Regions from separate parts of the Mus musculus genome. Here region 2 is linked to region 1. Evidence: chromatin loops called from intact Hi-C (ENCODE). Cell type or tissue: heart. All regions are shown on one strand. Links, peaks and the distances in the headings refer to the core of each region. The heading gives the core; the rest is flanking DNA. Region 1 holds the start of Abca17 (ATP-binding cassette, sub-family A (ABC1), member 17). Region 2 holds the start of Rnps1 (RNA binding protein with serine rich domain 1).

What was found. A loop is a pair of places that touch in the nucleus more often than their neighbours do. Peaks named below come from ENCODE experiments on the same cell type or tissue, not always from the same donor. Only the 100,000 strongest peaks of a DNase experiment are listed, where the experiment ranks them.
Region 2: a loop joins it to region 1, with 4 times the contacts of the local background. A loop is called at or near these places in 2 of 42 quality-filtered maps.

What each region holds. Positions count from the first base shown.
Region 1 is chr17:24,345,664-24,357,856 of GRCm38, reverse strand. It overlaps Abca17 (ATP-binding cassette, sub-family A (ABC1), member 17), which reads left to right and starts at 6,798. Exons shown (of 31, transcript NM_001031621.3): 1 at 6,798-6,889; 2 at 10,572-10,658; 3 at 11,455-11,716. The coding sequence starts at 10,605. Abca3 (ATP-binding cassette, sub-family A (ABC1), member 3) reads right to left here and starts at 5,834. Exons shown (of 33, transcript NM_013855.3): 1 at 5,606-5,834. In heart, for the core only: no CTCF peak of the experiment used is centred there; DNase peaks (open chromatin) are centred at 5,906 and 6,846; H3K4me3 peaks cover 2,530 bases; H3K27ac peaks cover 2,216 bases; H3K27me3 peaks cover 2,483 bases.
Region 2 is chr17:24,408,503-24,420,695 of GRCm38, reverse strand. Abca3 (ATP-binding cassette, sub-family A (ABC1), member 3) reads right to left here. Exons shown (of 33, transcript NM_013855.3): 31 at 11,969-12,159; 32 at 11,798-11,871; 33 at 10,492-11,427. The coding sequence ends at 11,296. Rnps1 (RNA binding protein with serine rich domain 1) reads right to left here and starts at 6,021. Exons shown (of 9, transcript NM_009070.2): 1 at 5,962-6,021; 2 at 5,534-5,655; 3 at 2,478-2,658; 4 at 2,084-2,239; 5 at 299-490. The coding sequence starts at 2,548. D330041H03Rik (RIKEN cDNA D330041H03 gene) reads left to right here and starts at 6,183. Exons shown (of 6, transcript NR_033554.1): 1 at 6,183-6,384; 2 at 6,768-6,995; 3 at 8,122-8,229; 4 at 8,613-8,771; 5 at 10,343-10,438; 6 at 10,525-11,215. In heart, for the core only: CTCF peaks have their summits at 6,878 and 8,152 (motif pointing right); a DNase peak (open chromatin) is centred at 6,115; H3K4me3 peaks cover 3,162 bases; H3K27ac peaks cover 2,325 bases.

The DNA.
Region 1 (12,193 bases), core at 2,273-10,272:
GGCAATGGCCGTGGCATCCTAAGGAAGGGCCTGCAGCACGGGTGGTGGCCAGGCAGTTCTTGGGAGTTTACTTAAGCATCCCAGGTGTAACATTTCCATATTCAAGATACCGTTTAAAAAAGTATCATGGATGTGGTTTTTAAAAAGAGACAGAGCAGGTAAGACAGCAGGGAATTTAAAGGTGCTTGCTGCCAACCCTGGGGGACCCGCTCAAACCCCAGGAACCTGTGCTAGATGGACAGAACTGACTCTCAGACATTGTCCTTCGATTTCCCCACCCAGGCACATATACACACTGCAGAAACAAAAGTAATAAAATGTGTCACAAGAGACTGACCAAAGCTTTACAAACTTCATAGGTATCTGGGAAGTGGTGACACAGGGTTCACAAGCTAGCTCGGAACTTACTGGCCAATTTAAAAAGGAGGGCGTGTGGCTTTCTTTCATCAAATGTCCAAACCCTGAGACCTCTAAAAAATTTAAAATAACAAATAACTGTGTGAAAGTAATATGTGAAATAGCCTTTAAAAAAAATAGGGGCCAGAGAGCTGATTCTGCAGCCAGGAGCACTGACTACTTTTGCAAAGGACCAGGTTAGGTTCCCAGCATCCATGTGGCAGCTCACAGTGTTCTGTAACTCTGGTTCTAGGTGGGCTGATGCAGGTTCTGGCTACCACGGGTACACATGATGCACATGTATACACATAGACAAACATTCATACAAGGAAAATAAAAACAAATCTTTAAAAAAGGTATAAACATATTCAGGCTGAGGAGATGTCACTGGGTAAACTGCCTGTTACATAAACAGAAGGACCTCAGTTCGGAACCCACGCACCCACGCAAAAAGCTGTACACGAGAATGGGTGTCCATAACCCAGTGCTGGAGTGGAAACCAATGGAGGATGGGGGCATAAAGACAGCCACACTAGTGAGGTGCAGGTCCAGTCACGGTCCTGTCTCAAAAAATGAGGTAGCAAGCAATAGAAGAAAACACCACAGTTGACCTCTGGCCTACACACACACACACACACACACACACACACACCCCACACCCCCCCACACACACCTCACACACACCACCACCACCCCACACACTACAAACATACACATACTACACATATACACACTACATATACACACCAACCACACGCCCATACCATACACGCACTATACTACACACACCACACACACCCCCCAACCACCACCCTCCACCCCTACCCACATACTATACACATACACCTCTGCACCACACACACACATACTACACACACAGACACACACTACACACCCACACCACACATACAAACACAAACAAAGACACACACCCCAACCATACATACCACACACACACACAAATACAAATCTATGGACACATCCTCCTTGAAAAAAAAATCTCTCCCTCACCAAACCCCCATACTCAAGGAAAAGGTAACAAGGCATGAGAATTAGAGCTTTCAAACAATCCATGCCAAACCCAGCATACTAGTGAGAATGTCTGAACATCGATGAGCTATGGTTAGTATCTCAAGTGTCCTCTAAAGACTCATATGTTAAAGGCAGAGTCCCTCGCTTGGTACTATTGGTAGAAATGTTAATAGGCGAGAGCCTGATAGGAGGTCTCACACTGCTGTAACTCCTTTGAGAACTCTAGGGATCCAACCATGGTGTCTGTAGCTTTCATCTGCTCCAGGTCCCTCACCACTGTGTGCTACCTTACTAAGCTTCAAAGCTACGGGCCAACTGGTCATGGGCTGAGACCTTTAAGACTACGAGCCAAAATACGCCTTTTAGATAAAAACTGCCTCAAGTATTTACAACAGCAACAAAAAGCTGATAAGCAGCATCACAAGACCCACAGAATCAACTAACCTGGGTCTATAGGGGCTCACAGAGATTAACTGCCAACCAGGGAGCCTGCGTGGGCCTGACGTAGGCCCTCTGCACATACATTACAGCTGTGTAGTTTGGTCTTCATGTGGTACCCTCTAACAGCAGAAGTAAGGGCTCTGACTCTGTTGCCTGCCTTTAGATCCCTTTCCTCTAACTGGGCAGCCTTGTCTAGCCACAGTAGGAGAAGACACACCTAGTTTTACTGCAACTTAGTATTCCAAGACTGCTTGATATCCAAGGACGGCTTCCCCTGTTCTGAAGGGAAAGGGAGGAGGGGCGGCCGGCAGGGGTGGGGGCGGCATGTCTGGGGAGGAAGGGACTGGGAGAAGAGAGAGGGGAAGCTTCAGTTGGCGTGTGAAGTTAATCAATGTTCAAAGCTGACAAGCATAAGATTGTTAATAATTATATTCCGCTACCAAGGGTGCTATCTGAGTGTCACATCTGCAGATCTAGGCCAAAAACCATTCAAGGCCAGAATTTGTGCTTTTCCTTTTTCCTGCCGGAATCCACCCAGAGTATTTGCATGGCACGTAAATGAGCTCAGACCCAAGCGCAGGTCTGTGCCCACGCAGGTGTGTCCTGTTTATTTGTACACTCAACAGCAGTTGGTTTCTGAAACAGACAGACCTAGAACCAGGTTTCAAATGCTAGGGACACATGAGCCTGACCTCAGAGCTTTCAATGTACAGGGCTTGTTTATGCTATAATTCTTTGTCTTATTAATAATGTTGGAAGATTTTAATCATGTTAACTTTACCTCTTATCTCTCTTGTGTGTTTGAGACAGGGTTTCTCTATGTAGCCCTGGCTGACCTGGAACTCACTCTGTAGACCAGGCTGGCCTCGAACTCAGAAATCCGCCTACCTCTGCCTCCTGAGTGCTGGGATTAAAGGTCTGTGTCACTATCACAGGGCCTCACCTCATGTCTCTTTAAAAGGTCCATACTCATCTATGTTTCTAGATTCATTTGTCAGGATTCACTATCAGATGACACACACACACACACACACACACACACACACACACACACGAACACACACACTCTCACGGACACACACACAGACACACACGGACACTCTCAAACTCTTTTCTACACAGCAGCACACAAGAGGAAGCACCGGGATGACCTGTTTACACAGTGGCCTTTATGTGGCTTGGGTGAGCCCAGCCTGCAAACCACAGCTTCTGTTCTAGAGCCCGAGGAAGCCAGGTCTAAAACTGGGTGATCCATTCTGCAGGCCCAGGTAGAGAAGTGCAATTTCTGGAACTCATCGTTGCCTGCTTTATCCAGAGCTGAAAACAGTGGGTCTCCTTAGAAGCTCTTGGTAAGAATCAGCAAGGTGTATTTTAGGCGAAAGATGTGTCCCAAAGCAGGCTCTACAAAAAGAATTCTACAAAATGCGTGCTGTTGCTTGCTTTCCTGCCTAATTCCCATGCTACAGCCCCGGTCCCATTCCCTGGATAGCCAGCTTTTCTGCCCTCCTAGGCATGGGGAGTGAGGTCATGAAGCAACAGGCGTCCCCAGAGAGGTAACCATGGATGTTCAGTAACAAGTGCAGCAGCAAGGAGCTCATTACAGCTTCTGCAAAGGTGACCACTGGCCTGTTGACGCCAGGCCTTGTGCTATTCCCAGGGAATGGCACTGATGCAGGAATGGGCCACAGGCCTTTCACTCCACACACAGAATGGGCCTTCACCACGTCAGTCTGTTGAGAGTATCATCCAACACACTGCTCTAACTGATGAGACCCTATCATTTCCTAGCCTACTTCAGAGCCAGGCCCTGTGAATGCTGCCTCTGATAAGGAGAAGTTCTTCATCTTAACTGCAGAGCAGAACCTTCTAGAGGTGTTTTCAGATAGAAACTTCAGTCTGAGGCCTACCCATGAAGACTGTAGGCTCTGGCTGGGCACATGAACATTTCTCTGGAACAACTCTATCTTGCATTCTCAGTTCAGCTCTCCTACTCCTTTAGACACGGGTGGCATCTATTCTGGATGTGTCCTGTACCACTTAGCCCATTCTTTAATAAAAACCAAACACGGTATTTATTTCTCTGTGCTGTGGTGGGGGGCATGCATGTACCATGGTGTCTGTGTGGAGGTCAAGGGCGACTTGCTGGAGCTGGCCCTCTGTTATCTCGTGAGTCACTGGGATCTAACTCAACCTGTCGGGTTTGATTGTTAGACACCTTAATTCACTGACCCATTTGGCCAGGCCTGCTTCTGATTGAAGCCACTTTCTTGTGAGTAAATTAGTGCCATTTGAAGATCTCTACGGGCAGGGATCATCTAGTGACTCAGAATCATGCCTGGAGCCTTGCGCATTAGAAGACTGATGAACGTACCTGAGAGTTCTAGAATGTGGCTCTAGGCAGACTCAGTGTATCAAAGGAACCCCCTGCCAATTGCCAGAAGCAGGGCTGAAGGAGAAACCATAAAGCCCATAAAGGCCAAACTAAGGCCTTCCCAGTTAAGACCAAGTCAAAATAGTTTCTATGTGACAGCCTGGTCAATGTAACAGGGAAAGTTAGTGGCTTGTTAAGAAGAACTCCAGCTACCTGGTCATGCTCTGAAAGGCTGTTCTGTCAGAATGGTGGAATGCCGCCTGCCCTAGAGGAAGATATTATCTGTTTGCAAGGGCTCAATTCAAACCAATGTGGGTGAGGGGGATTCCCATGACACTCATTTTTTTAAAAATCAACTTTTCCTCTCCCCACCCTGTCTCTTACTTCCCACGAGGCAAGCTTTCTAAAATGGTTTCAGTCTTTTCAAGCTTACAAATGGCAACACCAAACAAAACTCTCTGGATGAAATAAGGCTGCTTAGGAGACAGGGGCAGAATTCAGTTCCTTAAGCCTTGCCTGGGTCTCCACATTGTTACTACAAAGCCCCAGTCACTCATTGGGAGAGCATTTCCTGAGTGCTCCTCACGTTACAAACACCAAGTCCCTATTTATGATACAAGAACCGTTCAGGCCTGGAGGCAAAGGGACAGACAGAAATACCTTTTAAGACAAAGCCCAAATGGGCCACACACAGGGAAAGCTCAAGCGTGCAGTACCAGGGACCTGACCCCCAGGCTGGAGCCCTGACCCCCAGGAACTAGTCGAAGTTCGGGGTCGGTCATTCTGAGCACCAACACCAAACACCGAGACACTTGACCAGAGCACAGTTGCTGTAGTTGCTGTGGTTCCCCCTTCCGAGTTCTGTATTGCACATTGAGGGCTTCGCCAACTTCAACCCCTATCAAAGCATCCCTTGAACCCTACGTTAAAGTTCATGAAAACGAAGATGCTGAAGCTTGAAGAACTGGGAGGAATTCCATCCAGGACCAGCACTGGCCGGTTGAGCCTGGAGCATTCCGCCGGCCTGCTGTGTCGCAGCCCGCAAAGCGCCTGAGGGCGGCGGCTGTCTGTCCACCTGCCAGGCCCGCACAATAGACCCCGTAACGACCCAGCGGTCTGTGCGGGTTCCTGCGAGCCCCGCGACCCCGCTATAGCGGGGACACACCCAGCATGAGGACGCCAAGACAGCTACACCTGCAGCAATACGAAGGGTCAGTCCGCGAGCCCGCAGGTCCCGGCGATAGGCAGGGGCTCGGAGGCCCCAGGTTGGGGCGCTGCCCGCTGGCAGAGTGGAGACCCGGGCAAGGACGGGAAATCTCAGAGCCCCGAGCTAGCGCGCGAGTGACAAGTCCTAGTGACACTCACCGACCCTCAGCGCCAGGGTGGCGGCGGTCTGCGCAGCTCTCTCGCCAGGTTCCCTCCCTTAGACTCCCGGTCCTGCTCCAGCCTTGCTGGGGCGGTTGCGGCCGAAGCTGACAACTGAGGCGGCGGGGCAGAGAGGAGGCGCCTGCGACAGGCGCGGGTGGAAGAACGCACCAGGAAGCTCCGGCTCCTGGAGGGGGTGGGGGGGCGCGTCGGAGCGCGCGTGCGCACTGGGCCGCCCCTGCAGGTGCCCCGGGTTTGCCCCCGGCCGGCTCAGCCTCGCCTAAGCTCTGGATTCAGCGTCTGCGCAGTGCCTGGCACATGTTGCCCAGCTCCGACAGAGGGCGCTCTGCGTAGCGCGTGCACCCCTCCCAGTTCAACATTCCGGATCGTGCGTCTGCGCAGTACTCCACGCAGGTCTCACCTCCAGTGGGCAAGCGCTTGTAGGGTGGGGTGAGCGTGCGTGATGGGTTGCCCCTGCGGGTTTTCTCCGCATCCGCCACTGATCGTGCAGCACGCCCTTGCTCGCGTCCAGCAAACAGTAGGCGTTAGTTTGGGGCTCTGAGCCCCGGGGTCGCTGGCCTGAAGCTCATCTCTGGACAAATGTGTTTCAAAGCAGTTGAGGCTGTAACATCAAGAATCTCACTTTCGCAGCGGGATTCAAGTTCCTCTTTCTCTTCAGGGCTCTCTCCCCATCTCACTCTTGTCACCAAGAGAAAGTGCTACTTTCTGCTCTCAGCAGGAGGAACCCAAGCCCTAGTGAGGTTAGGTCTAGGAACCTTTCAGAGGCGACAGCCCACAGCTAGGAAAGGGAAAGTCACGGTCCAGCCCAGCAGCACCACTAGGAGAATACAGTCAGGGTGGGAGGGGGTTCTCAGGGATCTGGGTCTCCTCAGGCAGAAGGCAGGGCGTCGGGGTCTCTTGGGCGGTAGAGTTTCCTCGGACAGGAGATTGGGGCGTTAGGATTTCTTCAGGCAGTAGACAGGCATGGAGGTGGGAGGGGGTTGTGGTTCCTTCAGACAGTAGGATGCGAACATCTGTGTGCCCTCGGCCCAGGCAGGAGGGAATGGCATTGGAATCACAGGTTGCTGCAGCTTGGGCATCCGCGCGGCTGGCCCGGGAGAAGCGGGGTTGAGCGTGGGCGTGGCCGTGTCGCGGGGCCAACAGTCGTCGAGGGCGATCCAGCGGGTCCTTCAGTGCCCGTGGCCACGGACAGGGTGCCTGCGGTGAGTGAGGCGCAGCCCTCCCCGGATTCCGGGCTGCGGACCAGACCTGCCTAGCCTTAAGGTAACCCTGGGATCGTGACTTCCGAATCAATGCCAGTTACACTGTGGTCATAACCTCTCGCTCTCTAGGGTCCTGTATGGCTAACCAGAAGATGGACTCCCTAAGAAAAGAGCCCTTGCCTGGTACATGGTCAGTTCCCTGGGGTCCTAGAACACCTTGTCCAGAAATGCTCTAGTCAAGTTTGCCGAATAAAGGGAGTCTCAAAGACCTGGCTTCAGGTCTTGAGTCCTTCACTAGTGTATTCAAGTCATTGTATTTTCCAGAATCTTAATTTCTCATTCCTAAAATTGAAATGGTAGTAATAGCGTATTCAAAGGTTGCGGTTCCCCCACAACCACCACTTTTTTTCCAAAGTGAAATGAGAAAAGTGCATGCTTAAGGGATTATCATCATGCCTGGCACTTAAATGGCAGTATGTGCCTGTTGTAACAAGCATGTAGCGGTGTGTGTTGGGGGAGATGGGGGGACAATTAAAGCAAGGTGGGGATTTGGATTATTGGTGTGCTGTAAACATCTCCAAAAGACTTTGTCCCCAAAGACTTTCTCTCCATCATCCTTCCAACCCAAAATGTCTCTCCCATTCTCTATTTCATGATAGGAGGTGTATGAATCTGGCTGACTGGAACTGGACGTTAAACTTAATCGCTTTTCTTTCAAAACAGTACTTGCCATTTTCAACTTAAATTCTTTAGTCCTTTCCAAACCTAAGCCTAGTTCTGCAGAACTAAATCTAGGAACAGAGCTGGGTGACTTAGAATTCCCTTAGGCAAAGGCGAGGTTGAGAGTATTCGTGATGCGTGTTCCTCAGAATCTCACAAAGTAGGTGTCTGGTGTCAAAGTCTCATTTTATTGTGTATTGAGGAGTACAGATGAAACTGGTAAAGGAAGTATTGAAACAGCCATCTAACACCAAATTCAAAGTCCTCAACAATGTATTGTTAGAACTGAATATATTGTTATTTGAAACTAATGTAAACACAATCACACGGAAATGTGTGTACATCATTGACTATGACAGTGAGTTATGTAGGCTTGTTCTATTAAATATCCAGGCAGCACAGAAACTGTAGCAACACTGCCATAGTGGTCTTTGTGTGAATCTCTATCTTGCTTCAAGTGTAGTTTGCATAGCTTTTAATCATCTAGAAGTTTTAGAGGTGTTTCATATAGATGATTAGTATATTCACAAATTTAAAATTTAGCAAGTATTATATAAATATATTCTTCAAATTTTAAAACAAAAGGCCACTTTTTTTATAACTGCCATCCTCTTCCCATGCCATTTGTTCAGTAAATACTCTCTCTATAATTTTGTACCTGTTTATGTAAATATATAGATTTATCTATAGATGTAAATTGGACACGTGACATTTGCATCTCTCTCTTCTCTCTCTTTCTCTCTCTCTCTGCCAGATGTCCCACCTTCTAATCTGTCTGAGCCCATTGGCTAAACAGCATTATTTTACAGACAGGAATACTTTCACACAGTGCACAAGAGATTTTCTCTGCACAGTTCTTGTGGTACTCAAGTTCACAGCCACACTTTTGGCATCCTGCCTTAGGATATAAGTTCTGTGTGTTTTCTTACCATTGTGGTACAATCTGCATGAGCTGATGAAACCACAGGGACCACTGCCAAAGCTTGGCACAGCCAGAGCTTGGTGCTATGTGGACTTTCAGCTTCCAAAGCTGTAAACCTCTTTTACTTATTCTCATACGTTTCATTATAGTAAGACAAAACCAATACGATGATTTGAAGGTTTTTTGTTTGTTTGTTTTTTGTATTTTGAGACAGTTTCTCTGTGTAAACCTGGCTGTCCTGGAACTCACTCTGTAGACCAGGCTGGCCTTCAACCCAGAGATCTGCCTGCCTCCAGAATGCTGGGATTAAAGGCGTACACCACCACCACCCAGCTGTTTTTTCATTTGATGTTTGTTTGTTTGTTTGTTTGTTTTTAATATAGGTGTAGCTTGTTATAGTGGCACCTCCTAAGTACTTTATCCTATTTTAATATTTATTTTACTATTTTTATGTGTCTGGCTGGTTCTTTCTCACTCTTTCCCTCCCTCTGTGGTGTGTGTGTGTGTGTGTGTGTGTGTGTGTGTGTGTGTGTGTGTGTGTGTGTGTGTAGGTACGTACGTATGTACATGCATGTTTGAGTACCTGCAGAGGCCAGAAGAGCATGTCAGATCTTCTCGAGCTGTAGGTGCAGGCTGTTGTCAGCTGCTGCACGTGGATGCTGGGACGTGAGCTTGGGTCTTCAGGAAAGCAGGATGGACTCTTAAGTGCTAAGCCAACCCTCTCGTCCACAGATCTCATTTTTAAAGGCAGGGTCTTTCACTGAAATTGGAGCCAATTCTCATATATTTCATTATATCTGCCTGCCTCTGCCCCGCTAGTGCAAGGATGGCAGGCATGTGCTGCCATGCCTGACTTTCACATGGGTACTGAGGACTGAACTAAGGTCCTGCAAGCATTTTCCGCAGCAAATTTTTAATCCACTGAGCCATTTCTTGAGCCATCTCCCCAGTCCTGAAATAAAGAACATTTCTTTGCTTAAATATGCTAAGAAGAAAAATAAACATGAAAAGCAGATGGAGGTTGTGGTGAAGGAGTGTAGGTGATCTGACTCGAACTCTGTTGTTCTTGTCATTGCACAGAAAATAAGTTGCAAAATGGCAAGATCAGACGCCATGTTTGTGCTGCCATGGCTCTTGCAAAAAGTCAGGCAGGGCAAGGAATGATAAGAATTGAGGGGGTGGGGCTAGAGAGATAGCTCAGCGGTTAAAAGCATTGACTGCTCTTCTGAAGGTCCTGAGTTCAAATTCCAGCAACCACATGGTGGCTCACAACCATCCATGATGAGATCTGACGCCCTCTTCTGGTGTGTGGTGCATCTGAAGACAGCTACAGTCTACTTACAGATAAGAAAAATAAATCTTTGGGTTGGAGAAAAAAAATCAAGGGGGTGAAAGGGTGAAAGGTAGCAAATTCTGGAATATTCCAAAGACTGGACAAATAGGTTTGTGACAACCTACATGTACACTTCAGAAGAGATCACCATAATTAATGACCTCTAAGACGGGAGGTGAAGGGGTCGGCAATGACTTGTTTTAGGAGGACCATGAGTGGGCCAGGTCTGTTTTGAGGTAAAACACGGTGGGGGTGGGACAGATATCTCGCACTTGAATATTTGGGAAAAGAAATTGAGTCAAGTCCAAGCTAGAGAATGAAAGTAGACATTGTCCAAACATACCGGAGTCCATCAACACAGAGTGAAGTCATCTGTGGAGTGAGTGTTGTTGGCATGGAAAGGAGTCCAGAGACTGAGCCCTGTAGTACCTTAATGTTTACAGGCTGAGGAGAGGAGGAAGGGTCTGCCCAAAAAGGCCAAGAAGGAACAATAGGGAAAAAGATAAGTAACGAAGGCGCTTTCCAAAAGCCCACAAGAAGAAAGCTAATAAAGAGCGAAAGAAATCTGCCTTTTTTATTTATTCGAGACAGGGTCTCACTGTGTGGCTCTTGTCCTGGAATTCCTTATATAGACCAGGCTGGCCTTGAACTCACAGAGATCCTCCTGCCTCTGCCTCCCAAGTGCTGGGATTAAAGGTGTGTGCCACTGAGTCTAGCTGAAAGACTACTACTTAACATTAACATTTTCTCAGTTTGTTTCCTAACTAGTGTTGAGCTTCTTCTTCAGCTGGGAAAAGAAAAATGGAGGTGTTGAAGAAATTAAAACTCCTTCTCTGGAAGAATTTCATCTTAAAGGTAAGGAACTGCTTACCTGGGGGGAAGATGTGGGTCCTCGGGAATAGCTGCATAGTTAAGTAAGTTTCAGTCTTCGTTTCTCTTCCTGTTGCTGTGATAAAACACCCCTGACAAAAGGCAACGTGAAAGAGAGAGGGTATGCTCTGGGTCACGGCGATTGTGGGAGGAGCTTGAGGCAGCTGGTGCTGTCACACTGACTAGGAAGCAAAGGCCAGTCTGAGAGCCTAGCTAGAGAATAGCTCCGCTCACAGTAAGCAAGTCTTCTCATCCCAATTAACAGACAGTAATCTCCACAGGCACACCCAGAAGCCTGTCCCTGAAGTGATTTTAGGTTCTTTCCGCTTCACATCACAGTCACTAATATTGAGTTGAACAATAATGAACTTTCGTTTAATTCAGCTAATTCTCAGGCAGCCCCTGTTGTGATGTCTAAGCCACTAATGGTCTAGAAGAGCTAAACAGAGACGCTTGCTCCCAGTCGGCCTTTTTTCCCCTCGTCTGAGTTTTGTGTAGGGAGGCGAGAGGAACGGAATGAGGGTGTTTGTTTTTTGAGGTAGGGTTTCATACATCAAAGGATGGGCTCGAACTTCCTAAGAAGCCAAGGATGGCCTTGAGTTTCTGATCTTTCTGCCTTCAAAACTCTTGGTTTATTCAACACTGGGGATCATGCTTTGTACATGCCAAGAAAGTACTAAGAAGGTCTGTCCAGCCCAGGGTTTTAAGTAGTACACTTGCTAGGTAGATGGTTACACTTGGGTTTTGTCTGCTGTTAACACAGCTGTTGTTTCTGTTTTAGAGGCGGAAGACTCTGATAACTCTCCTGGAAATGTTGATGCCATTACTGTTTTGTGCAATTGTATTATATCTCCGTTTGAATAGTATGCCAAGAAAGAAGTCATCTACCAACTACCCGGCAGTTGATGTCAGTTTACTGCCAGTATACTTCTATAACTATCCTCTGAAAAGTAAATTTCAGTTGGCTTATATCCCTTCCAAAAGTGAAACCTTAAAAGCTGTCACTGAAGTGGTGGAGCAAACCTTTGCTGTTGACTTTGAAGGTCAGATATAAGATTGCGTAGGGTGGGCATTTCTATCTTTTCTTTTTGTTTCCCTATGTGTCTTATTACATTTATTTCTCGTGAATGTGAGTACGGGATGTGTGTATGTGTGCATGCCCTGCGCATGAGTGAGTGGAGGGTGGAGGACATCTTGCCAGCGTCATTTCTCTCCCACCCAGGGGTCCCGGGAATTTAACATTGAACTCAGAGGTTGTCAGGTTTGTTGGGGTCATTGTGCCATCCTGGGAAGGCATCTTTGTTTTGTTTTGTTTTGTTTTGTTTTGTTTTGTTTTGTTTTGTTTTGTTTTGTTTTGTTTTGTTTCTCGAGATATGGTTTCTCAGTGTAGCCCTGGCTGTCCTGGAACTTACTCTGTAGACCAGGCTCTGCCTGCCTCTGCCTCATTTTTATAGTGTGGTTAGAAGTTTTTGTCCTGAGAGTTCTTACAAAAGTGTTTCAAAATCTGGGGACTGTATGAG
Region 2 (12,193 bases), core at 2,593-10,592, 63 kb before region 1:
TCGTGTCTTTTTGAGACAGGCTCACACGCAGCCCACCATGACCTCAAATTTCCGACTATCCTGGTACAAATACATGTGCATGTACCACTGCACTTCCCCTCACTTGTGTGTCACTGTGCACATTGGAGGTTAAAGGACAAACCACGGGAGTTATCACATGCCACCATGTGGGTCCCGGGAATTAAACCCAGGCTGTTAAGCTTGGCAGCAAAGACCTTTACCTGCTGAGCCATCTTGTCAGCCCAAACTACTTTTCTAGTAACTACTGTAATGAGCAGGCTAGCCATTCTGAACTCACTTGGAGCGGGAGCGCCGCCTGTTGTCATGCCTGCGCCGAGAAGGGCTTGGGGAGCCGGAGGAGCTGCTAGAACTGGAGCTCCGGGACGTGCTGGAGCTTCCTGAGCGGCTGGATGCAGAGGACGAGCTGGAGCCACTGCTTGAGCCTGTGCTGGTGCTGGAGCCCGAGCTGGAGGTGGAGCTGGACCTAGACCTGAGGACAAGGTGGGGGTGTCACAGAGTCAATGAGCAAGAGTCCTATTTCTGCACAGAAGACTGACTGCTCAGTAGAGGATATCGCTCTCCTGGTTCTTACTCAGAAATCTGCCCGCCTCTGCCTCCTAAGCACTAAGACTAAAGGCATACGCCACCACTGCCCGGTGCTTTCCTGCTTAAGCCCCATTTCACCAGTAATGACATCTGACAAGTCCCAACACCGTATGAGATGGGCTGTTGTTACCTACACAGAATCCTTATTTTTACCAATGAGGAAAAAGCAGCAGCCTAGCAAAAATCAGATCAACAGGGCTGAAGACCAATTCAGGCAGGTTTTCAACTTAAAAATAAAAAGAAAGAGGGGCTGCAGAGATGGCTCAGAGTTTAAGAGCACTAACAGTTCTTCCAAGGTCCTAAGTTCAATTCCCAGCAACTACATGGTGGCCCACAAACATCCACAATGGGATCTGATGACCTCTTCTGGTGTGTCTGAAGACAGTGACCGTGCACATTAAAATAAATACATAAATAACATAAAAATAAATACATCTTAAATAAAAAAAGGAGCAGACTGGGAGCTGAAAAATGTCTCTGCAGGTAAGAGGAACCAGGTTTGGTTTCTAGCACCCACATGGCAGCTCACAACTGCCTGTGACTCTAGTTTCTGGGGACCCAATGCACCTTTCTGGCCTGTGTGACAACCAGGCACACACATGGTATGCATGTATAAACACAGTTTAAAAAAAAAAAAAAAGGCTCCAGCCTGAAGCCAGTCATTCTCATTTCAGGATGAATACATACTTGCAAGAGAAACAATTCATCCATTATCCAAACATCACACTTTAGTATCATAGGAGAGTTTATATCCACAAACACACATTACACAGCAAGACCACATAACATATATAATGAAACAAAACCTGCATGCTATATTAGGGTCTTATCAACAACTCTAGGGTCTGTTTTCAATGTAGTTAAGACAACGTAGTCTTCCCTTGGGCAACCAGCTCAATTCAATTGGCAAGCTGCAGGAAGCAATGAAATCCTGTATGGAAAAGCTAGGCAGACAGCTCTTAGGGAGCCACACATACAGGACTACCCTCGCAGAAAAGTTGCTGTCATTCTCACTTCAACTGGGCTTGCTCACTAACGATCATCACACTGGGCTTGTCTCTCTTGGAAGGGACAGGGTCAAGGGACCCTCACTGGAGTATCCAGCCACCCCTCCAAACCAGTTGTAATTCTGCCCTATTTGCACAGGTCCTCAGGTCTCAGGCAAAGGCTTTAAGTAGGGGACTGTGGGGAGGGAACATTCACAGGGCAGTTACCACCCACATTCCTGCCAATTATCCTTCACCCACTGCACTGGAAGCCTGGTAAACTCACTGATTTCCTAGAGTGAACTTTGCTGAACTGGACCTAGGTTTGTTTGTTTGTGGGAACATGGAAGAGCAGATGGCCTTCACACCTCCCCAAAGGAAGAAATTTAACATACTTTTGGCCTTCACAACACACACGTGTCACCCCTTTCCCCCAAAGAAGTTCTTGGAGGGCTTCACAGTGAAGGAAGACATGGTTCCCTCTGCCCCACCTGGTACTGCTGCTTCCGCTTGAAGCACTGCGTCTCTTCCGAGTCTTATCTCTGCCACGATCCTTCTCACTTGACTCTTTAGTGGCCCCTTTATCTTTAGATCGATCCTTGGACTTCTCATCAGATCGGTCCTTGCGTTTGGTAGGAGAAGGAGCCCTGCATGATAAGATAGAATGTGAGGTTGCAAGCCCTTCTGACCAAACCCTGAGATAGCACAACCCAGTAGTGCGGTCCAAAAGGATTACTAACATCCCAGGTGATCACAGAGCAAAATCATCTGTGAATTAGGGCACGCACTGTAGAACAACAACAACAAAAATCTCCCCTTTCCTAGGGTCCTTAAACAGCAAGCACCCCCAAAATAGCACTAGAAAAAAATCTTACAGAGGATTACCTAGTGCTGGACTTTTTATTATTCTCTTTGACTCCTAGCAAGCTCTTCTTTTTCACTCCTGATAAATCCATTCTCCCCTTCTTCAAGGCAGCAATGTCGGCCTCACTTATCTGAACTCTCACTTCTAACTTGAGTCTGAGAAACGATCCCTAATCGATTGCAATTTACGCCAAAGAGCAGCCTAGTAACAAGATAAAAGGATTGAAATAGAGCAAACCAATTGACAAAGCATCAACTCTATTTTGCATCAAAGACCGTTGAGCACACAGGACAGAAGCACAGCAAACAGCAAGTGTCCACACAGCCTTGACACCCAGGGCCCTCATTAGCGCGCCATGGAGGCCTTTCCTACTCTTAGAGGCCACCTTAGGTTTTTTATTTGAGAAAGAAAGGCAAAATGTATTACATGTCTAAGGTACAGGCATATTAAGATTCTTCTTTGTTTTCCTTAATGAAGTGGGAGAGGTAATTGTAGCTACATTTGGTTTTTTAGGGCCTGTCCCACACTAGAGTTCACCAAGTTTGATGATGAACCAGCCACCTGTAGATGGCTTTCAAAATATTAGACACCACAATGGCCTCAGAGGAGAAAAACCCAGATTTGTCTTATTGGCATTGTTTTCTTTAAGGATACAATGAGTAACGAGTAGCTGGCACTTTGAGTGACAAGCATCAAAACATTACTCAACACAACACAACGTGCAAAACCTCACAGGAGAGCACTAAGACAGAACCGAAAGCTGGAGCGGCGGTGCAAGCCTTCAACCACAGCACAGGGGAGGCAGAGGCAGGCTGATTCAGAGCTATTCCAGGACAGCCAAAGCGACATAAAGAAACCCTGCCTGGGAGGAAAAAAAAAGAAAAAAAAGAAAAAGGCAAGAAAAAAAGTAAGACTGTCAGGTAGGTAAACCATAAACAAATAAGGGGAAAATGTGACTTGGTAGATCTAGTCAGCAGTCAGGTAGGCACAACTGTTGAAACCTCTGAATGGGTTGAGATCTTATAGGCAGTGTTAAGGGTTTAGCAATAATGCCACGTAACAGTAAGTACTCAACTAAAGACAGCTAATTCTCCCTGGGACTTCTCTTGGAGCAAAATACAAAAAAAGGCCTCAGGATACATCCTAACTCTTCTTCCTCACCTTCCTCAAGTGTAAGGCGAGAATACATCTTTTCAGAAACAGGGCCCTTCTAAATGCTGCTGAATAAGTCTAGCTCATGAGAACAGTTCCCTTCCACTACTTTGACAAATAGAAATGGCAAATGATTACCTATCTAGCTTCTTTCCAGGACTATATCTTTTCAGCTATCTTCCATGGTCTGGAGTAAGCAAGCAAGCAAGCCTGTGTTTCAGGCTTCAAGTCTTTTTTTTTTTTTTTCTCGAGACAGGGTTTCTCTGGGCAGTCCTGGCTGTCCTGGAACCCACTCTGTAGACCAGGCTGGCTTCAAGAAATCCACCTGCCTCTGCCTCTCAAGTGCTGGGATTAAAGGCCTGTGCCACCACTGTCCAGCTGTGGCACTCATTCTTAATTTTTTTTTTTTTTTTTGCTATCCTGTAGCTCTGGCTGTCACAGAGATTCCCCCACTTTTGTTTCCCAAGTGCTGGGATTAAAGCTGTGTACCATGACACCTTGCTGGGACTCATCCTTCCTGTCTCCTGAGTACAGGAACCAAAGGCTTATTCTATTAAAGACAAGGTCTCTAGCCCAGGCTGGCTTCAAATGTTCTATGTAGGATGACTTGAATCTCCTGCCTCCGCCTGGGATTATAGGCTTTCGATATGGAGCTGGAGACTGAAACCAGGGCTTTGTGCACAACAGGCAAAAGCATACTACCAAGTTAAGTAATCCTGACAATTAGCTCCCTAAACCTTGCTTGGCTAAATCAATCTATCAATCTGGCAAGGCACCCAGCTAAAAGCTCAGTGGTAAGTTTGATTTCTGGCTGCTTAGTTAACTGTGTTACAGCTCAGCTGACTTTTGGATGAGATCACTAAAAGCAGCACTGTCCATGAGTGTGAACCATGAGCACACCCTTTAATCTCCTTTCAGCCAAGTCACAAAAGTTAGTGAAACCTTTCTTATTTTTTTTAGAAACAAGAACTGGGAAATGAGGCTCTCGAGTTCAAAGGTCTGTCCTGGTCTACTTCCAGGACAGGCAAGGCTACACGAAGTAACACTGAGCCCAGTATACTCAACAAGACCTCTACCATTCACAAGTACTGACAGTCCAAAATTAAAGGCTTTTTCCCCCCTATTGAAACATGGTCTCACTAGGCAGCCCTGGCTAGCCTAGGTTGATCAAGCTAGCCTCAAACTCTGACTTGCCATCTGAGTGCTGGGATTAAAGGCAGTGTGTGGGTCCCAAAACTAGTTTTTAACAAAATGAACATTACCTTTGTAACATATAATCAACATAAAATTACTAAATTTCTTGTGGGTTTTCTATACTAAGTCATTTAAATCTGGTATGTACTTTTGGGGTTTGGGTTACTATTCAAGTGCTTCATACCAGTGACAAAGGGTAGAGATCACCCTTGTGCACCCGCACCCCGACCTGCTGGAATGTACTTTATGAAACAGGCAGAACCCATTGTTAAGCAGTCTACAAATTATGAACTGCGGCGTAAGCGAACTCTTTGCTGGGTGTGGTCGAGTGCTAGAAAGCAAAGGTGAGGGTCTCTGTTCACTCAAGCTCAGGTAACAGCTCAGGACCTTGGTCACCTCTCCCATCCTCCGGAAAGGTGTGCGTCCAACAGTCAGAGAGAGGAGAAAACAAATGGTTAAATCTCGAGCAGAGGGCGTCTTGGCAATCTGAAAGCACTCTCTACATATAAAAGCACATCGGAGACACAGTGCCTACGAAGTAACACAAGGTAGAGAAAGCAAGCCTCCACCACGTCTCTACCATCAACCATAACCTTCCCATATCCTCTCCCGCTGAGCTCCGTAACCGTGCTCGGTCCATCCTAGGACGGATCCTCAATGCCCAGAACTGAGAACTGCACACTGGATTCCGACAGACACTCGTGGAAAGAGATCTTTAAAGGAAACCAACCTTTTAGGCCGGCTCGCAATCTGCACCGTCCGCTCCGGCCACAGACATCGACCTCGCCTCCCACCCTCTTTCTCCACTCACTACTCAGGTCGGGCCCGGTGTGGCGAGCCTAGGTCTCCAGCCTGACAAGAAAACAAGAGAAGCGGCAGGGCTCGCAGCTGCTGGAGTCCTGCAGGCTAAAGCGGGTCGCCGCCGAGCGAACCGTGCGGGATCACCCTTCCGTCGGTGACCGCCTCGACCACTTCCGGGCCGCGGCCTCGACACCTCCCACTCCGCCCGACCTGAACCACACTCTCTCCTCGGGCTCTGTTCCTCGCCGGCGGGCCTCTGCCGCACTGAGGAACGCAACCGGCTCCACGATGCGCCCCGCCAAGCCTGGCAGAAGGTCCCCGGAGGTCGGATGCAGCCGGATTCCTACCCCGACTTACATCTTCCCAAGGCCGCCACCTCCTCCCGCTCTTCTCAGACCAGGACGCCGGCGCAACTTTGTCGTCAGAGGTGAGAAGCGGGAAGGCGCAGCCGTCGTCGCGCGACGATGACGTAAGCACACTCAGCCAATGCAAGTTAGCGGTGGAGGACTAAAGGACAGCAACTGTGTGTGGGCGGAGCGTCGTAGCGCCTACGGTCCCCCCCCCCGCCCCCCCTCCCCGACTGGTCTAAAGTTTCCTGGACTTGTTTTGCTCATTCTGAAGCGCGCGATGATTGGCTGACCGGCACCAGAGGTTTGTGCTCTTTGGCGCCTACCGGATCTGTGTGGATGGAGCTACTCGGGTTGCCTCTGCTGTCATTAGGATCTAAGGCACCCTGCTGAGGCCGCGTTATTGTAGTAAAGGGACAGGCTGGTACGGACGGTGAGTTCCTATGGTCAAGTCTCTGGTAGTTAGTGGTGATTGCATAGATATGGTCTCTGTGCTGGTGGGATACAGCTGACTGGGTGTAGCGGGCGGCCGATGAGGCCAGAAAGGAAAAAAGTTTGAGGAAATGTTGAAGGAGGTTTCTCCCAGGAGACATTTCTGACAAGAATGCGTGGGGCAGAAGGAACAGCAAAGGCGTTCAGGATCGCTGGGAGAAGAAGAGGCACGCTAGTCTATACCGGGGTTACGTCAGTAACTTCTTAGCAAGGACATAGAGGATCTGGTCTCTGCACGAGGCTAAAGAGTAGCACCCGCCGTAGTGCCCCGCCTCCCGACTTTGCCAACACATTCTTTTGTTTGTTTGTTTGTTTGTTTTGTAGCCCTGGCTGTCCTGGAACTCACTCTGTAGACCAGGCTAGGCTGGCCTAGAACTCAGAAATCTGCCTGCCTCTGCCTCCCAACTGCTGGGATTAAAGACGAGCGCCACCGCCCGGTTTGCCTAGCACATTCTTGCTCCGTTATTTGCGGAAGAAAGGGATATGCACACAATCCCCGCGGTTATCTAAGTAGATTTGAGGCAGGAACGAAGAAAGAGGAACAGAGCTAAGGTGAGCTTCAGGAGGAAGGTACAAAGGTGACTTAGATTTGGATTACATATTGCTGTGAAAGATAGGAAAGTGGCCAATGTGCACTTTGGTGATCCCGGAGAGATGGAGAGAAGAGATTATCTCGGTCCAAGGAGCTGGGTGTGTCCTGTGGGACAGTCAGGAAGAGGAGCCTGCTTCTGAAGTCTGCTTTCCTGAGGTATTCATTTTTTGGGGTGGGGTTAGCAGATCTAGACAGTTTGGTCTGGTACCCTTGTTGGATTTAAGATTATTTAATGTATAGGATATTAGGGATAAGCTGATTTTCTTGCATTGCTGTTGTGTCTGCTGTGGTCAGACATGAGTGGTAAGTGGATGCTAGCTGTTCTCTGGTGGAACGGAACAAATAAACGATGACCCTCACTTACATCATCCAGTCTGGGTTATTCACACTAGAAAGGCTGAGAGCCAGTAGCTTTCTAAGAAACTACATGTCCTTGTAGTCTTAATCTGGTGCTGAAATCATGGCGGGTTCCTGGTCTTCAGCACTAGTTGGAAGGCTGAAGAAGCTGGGCCCTGATGTCAGTGAAAGATGGCAGCAAAAAGGTAGACGGACTAGTGAGAGAAAAGCCACAAAAGCAAATCTCGCACTGCCTACAAAGACACTGGGAAGTGCTGGTCAGGTTCAGGTTGGGCCTTCACACTTAATCACAAAGCTCCCTCACCGGTGTGCCCCGAGGTGCGTTAATTCTGAATCCAATCAAGTTGACAACCAAGATTAACCATCTCAGTGGGTCAGAAGAGCAGTGGTCCAGGGACTTCAGCCGGTTCTTGTAGGGAAAGGGCCCTGTGATGATGTAGTAATGCTCACACAGGGAGCATGTACCATTCTGTGAAGATTAATGGTGTCTGTGATTAGAGAGGCTAATAGAGTTTTTGGTCCAGAACAGCACGGACACCCTAGAAACCCTAGAAATCTGGGGTCACCCCAGATGGCTGGTGAGGACCGAAGAAGCTGGGCTAACAGCTTCTCCCCTGCTTTTCCCCTAATGTTCAAAGTAATTTAATTTGGCATGTATGTAAGTATGTAATTTAATTTGGCACATGTGTAAGTTTTTTTTTTTAAGATTTATTTATTATTATATCTAAGTACACTGTAGCTGTCTTCAGATGCACCAGAAGAGGGCATCAGATCTCATTGTCTTTGGAAGAGCAGTCGGTGCTCTTAACCACTGAGCCATCTCTCCAGCCCACGTATGTAAGTTTTAACATAAATTAAATCTAAAGCATGATTTACTCAGAGGTGTTGATAAAAATTTGTTGCTAAGCCGGGTGTGGTGGCGCACGCCTTTGATCCCAGCACTCGGGAGGCAGAGGCAGTTGGATTTCTGAGTTCAAGGCCAGCCTGGTCTACAAAGTGAGTTCCAGGACAGCCAGGACTACACAGAGAAACCCTGTCTCAAAAACACCAAAAAAAAAAAAAAAAAAAATTTGTTGCTAAATATCCTGGGCTTTATAAATCAAGTGTACCATCAAGCTGCTGAGCTCTGAAAGCTGAGCTTCCTGGCTTTTACTATTTTGAGAATTAGCAGAAAGATTGTGAGAACTGAATCTTTGGACCCTTCTTTCTTTTCTTCCAAGAGTCTGAGCCTTACTTATCCCAGCATGTTGCTAACCTATGGAGGCCAAGATGGCTAAGGGCCACCAAGCTAGGATTTCCGGGGACCCAGGGTATCTGTAGCCCCAGTTTGCTGGAAGACACATGAATTGCTGGCCGCAATTGAGGGCATTTGAGCCTTGGTAAGTACTCTATGCTCCCTTCTTTCTTTTCTCAAGGTTCAAAGTCAGCCTGGTCCAGAGTGAGTTTCAGACAGCCAGGGCTGCTATACGTAGAAACCCTGTCTCAAAAAACAAAACAACAGGGGCTGGAGAGATGGCTCAGGGGTTAAGAGCACTGACTGCTCTTCCAGAGGTCCTGAAATCAATTCCCACCAACCACATGATGGCTTATAACCATCTGTAATGGGATCTGATGCCATCTCCTAGCATGCAGGTGTACATACAGATAGGACACTCAGATACTTAAATAAATCTTTTTTTAAATGCCATAATGCATAATAGAGAGACCCTGTCTCAAACAAAACAAAAAATAGAAAAAGACAAGCAAGGGCTGAGTGGGGTGGCTCACACCTCACTCCCAGCCCTTGGGAAGCAGAAGCAGGTGGATCTGTTTATTTGGTTTTGAGACAGGGTTTCTCTGGGTAGCCCTGGCTGTCCTGGAGCTTGTATAGAGCCTCACCAGGCTCTGCCTCCATATCCAGCTTTGAAGACTTTTTAAAGGCATATGTGCTATGGAAACTAATTTGAAGTTCTATAAATAAATGTTTCAGAGACTGGCTAAAAACATCGTTGCTTAGTGTGGTAGCACATGCTTTTAATTCCAGTATTTGGGAGGCAGGAATAGGGAGATCTCTGAGTTTGAAGGTAGCCTAGTCTCCAGAGAGTTTCAGGCTAATCAGGGCTACATCGTAAGATCTTGTCTCAAAACACTAGAGAAACTGGGGCAATGGCTCAGTGATTGAGAACACTTATGCACATAATGAGATTCATGCTCATCCTGGTGGGCAAAACTCATACATGGAAATAAATATTGAAAAAATTAAAACAATAAAACAACTTGTCTTTTGTTTTGTTTTGTTTTGTTTTGTTTTGTTTTTCGAGACAGGGTTTTTCTGTATAGCCTTGGCTGTCCTAGAACTCACTTTGTAGACCAGGCTGGCCTTGAACTCAGAAATCCACCTGCCTCTGCCTCCCGAGTGCTGGGATCAAAGGCGTGCGCCACTACCATCTGGCCAGGACCCACTTTTTATCTTGCACTAGTTCATACTGTCTGCCTGGATGTAGACAGGACCCACTTTTTATCTTGCACTAGTTCATACTGTCTGCTTGGTGTAGACAGAACCCACTTTTTATTTGCCTTTGGGCATTGTGATGATAATCAACTTGATGGGGTTTAGAATCACCACAGTAACATGTTTGAGTTTCTAGGTTGTACTGAGGTGAGAGGTCTGACCTGCAATTTCCCTTTCCCTTCTAGTGCCAGTGTCTGCCTTGGCAGACTGAGCTATGAGAAATGTGGGTGACAACATTCCACAGTCTAAGGTCCTGGACTGAAAAGAAGGGAGTCAAGGGTGAGGGCCAGCATCCTTACCTGCAGATGCGGCATGGCCAATCCCTCCTAGCTGCCAGGGCCACAGCTTTGTCCCTTTGTGCCCTTGAATCAGGAGCCAAAACACAGCTTTCCTTGAGTTACTTCGATCAAGTATTTTATCACAAGGAAAGTAATTCATGCCTAATCCTTCACTTCACAGCAGTGAATCCTGTAAGCTTCCTCTCTGCTAGGAAAGCCAACTCCTGCTTTTGTTTGAAACTTGGTATGAAAGCCATATTGGATGTGGAACTGGAAGGTAATGATCTAGTCCCATGACCCCTCCTCATATCATATGTATGACTCAAAGACTGGTCATGTCCCCTTATCCTTTATTTTTTATAGAATCACAATATGTTTAAGTGTATCCTCAAGAGATGACACTACTCAGCCCTGTAGTGGTCCCTGACAATCCTGTGGCCAGTGACTTCTTGAAGGCACAGAGCTAGGAACAGAGGATGTGCTTCAAGTCTGGCCACAGCTCTCTCTTGTGCTGCCGATGCTCTGTGGGATGACATCTGGCTCAGGATCAGATCAGCCCGGTCCACTGTCCATACTGGAAGGAACATTGACATCCAAGGATGCCTGTGCAGTTGCATTGGGAGCCAATGGTCTCAGCACCTAGTCATAGCCAGTATCTTCCCTTCATGAAGGTATTTGCAACTTTGCTGCTCATTCCTGGCAGCCTGGAAGTCCTTGTTGCTGCTCAACCCTGTTGGCTTTCTTTCCCCCCCTAGGGGAGCTTAGTGTCATATGTAAACATAGACAGGTCCCTGGGGTCTCTCTGGATAAGCACTGGAAAGAAGCTCAATCCCCCAGGCTAGCTGCAGTACCAGCTGGGACCAAGGCCTGTCTGTGTGCACAGCAGGATGGGGTCTGGGACTGTGGTTCCAGAGACCTGACTTCAGGAGTGGAAACCTGCATGCTGACTCCTGCCTGCAGGCACTGACAGACACACATGGTCCACTTTGTGCATATCACCTTGATTGTTTTTCATGTCCATCATAGAAAAGAGTGATTAAAAATGAAAGAAAGGAGAAACTGGGAGGGAGAGGACGCACGGCTAAGCACGATTTGCCCCTTCCACGCCTGGTGCTCTGGAGGCAGCAGAGCTCCTCACCGGCCATCCTCAGTGGTGGGGGGTTGTAGGTGGGCAAAGCTCAGAAAGACCTGCTCCAGGGAGATCTGGCTCACAGAGTAATCATCCACTCCATACTTCTCCTTGGCTTTCTCCAGGATACCAAATACCTTTTTGAAACAGAAAAGCTATTGGTGAGAGAGCCCAGGTCCCATAAGGCGAGTCCTCTGAGAATGGGAAGCTGGACCTCACTCTGCCATTGCCCACTGTTGTCCTAGAGCCCCTGGAGAAGTCACTCCCATGAGGGTAAACTGTGTCCCATCTCTGGGCCAGTTTCCTTGCATGCAAACTTTGATTTTCTTCCACCTCAAATATTTTACATACAAAACCCCAAACCCAGCCCATATCAGGGCGAGCAGCAGAGGAGAATTAGAATGACTCTACCTGAAAAGAACCTGGAGTTACCATAGCAGGGAGAATCCTACAAGTTCCTTCTTGGTCCCTGTGAGCACCCTGAGGGATTCTGGGGCCTGCACTCACCTTGGCCCAGCTGAGGTCACAGCCAGGCAGATGATAATGGACCATGTCTTGGTGCTCATCTTCTAGGATGCTGCCTGCAGAGAAGAGAGCAGGTAGGTCAGGTTGGGGATTAGGCCTGGGGTCCTTGGGGACAGGTGGGTGGGGCCCGGCCGGCCCAGCACCGTCACACACCTGGGAAGGTCAGGTCCACAAAGGCCTTGAACTCCTCTAGCGCGTCTTGCTTCCCCTCGCTCCGGACCTTGGCCTGCAGGGAGTAGCCGCTGCCAAACTTGCTCTTGAGGTGCTGTGGGCTGCCCAGGCACTTGAACTGGCCCTGTACCATGATGGCCAGCCTGGTACATAAGGCTTCACACTCCTCCATACTGGGGAAAGGGTGGAGGCCTGAGACAGTGCCGG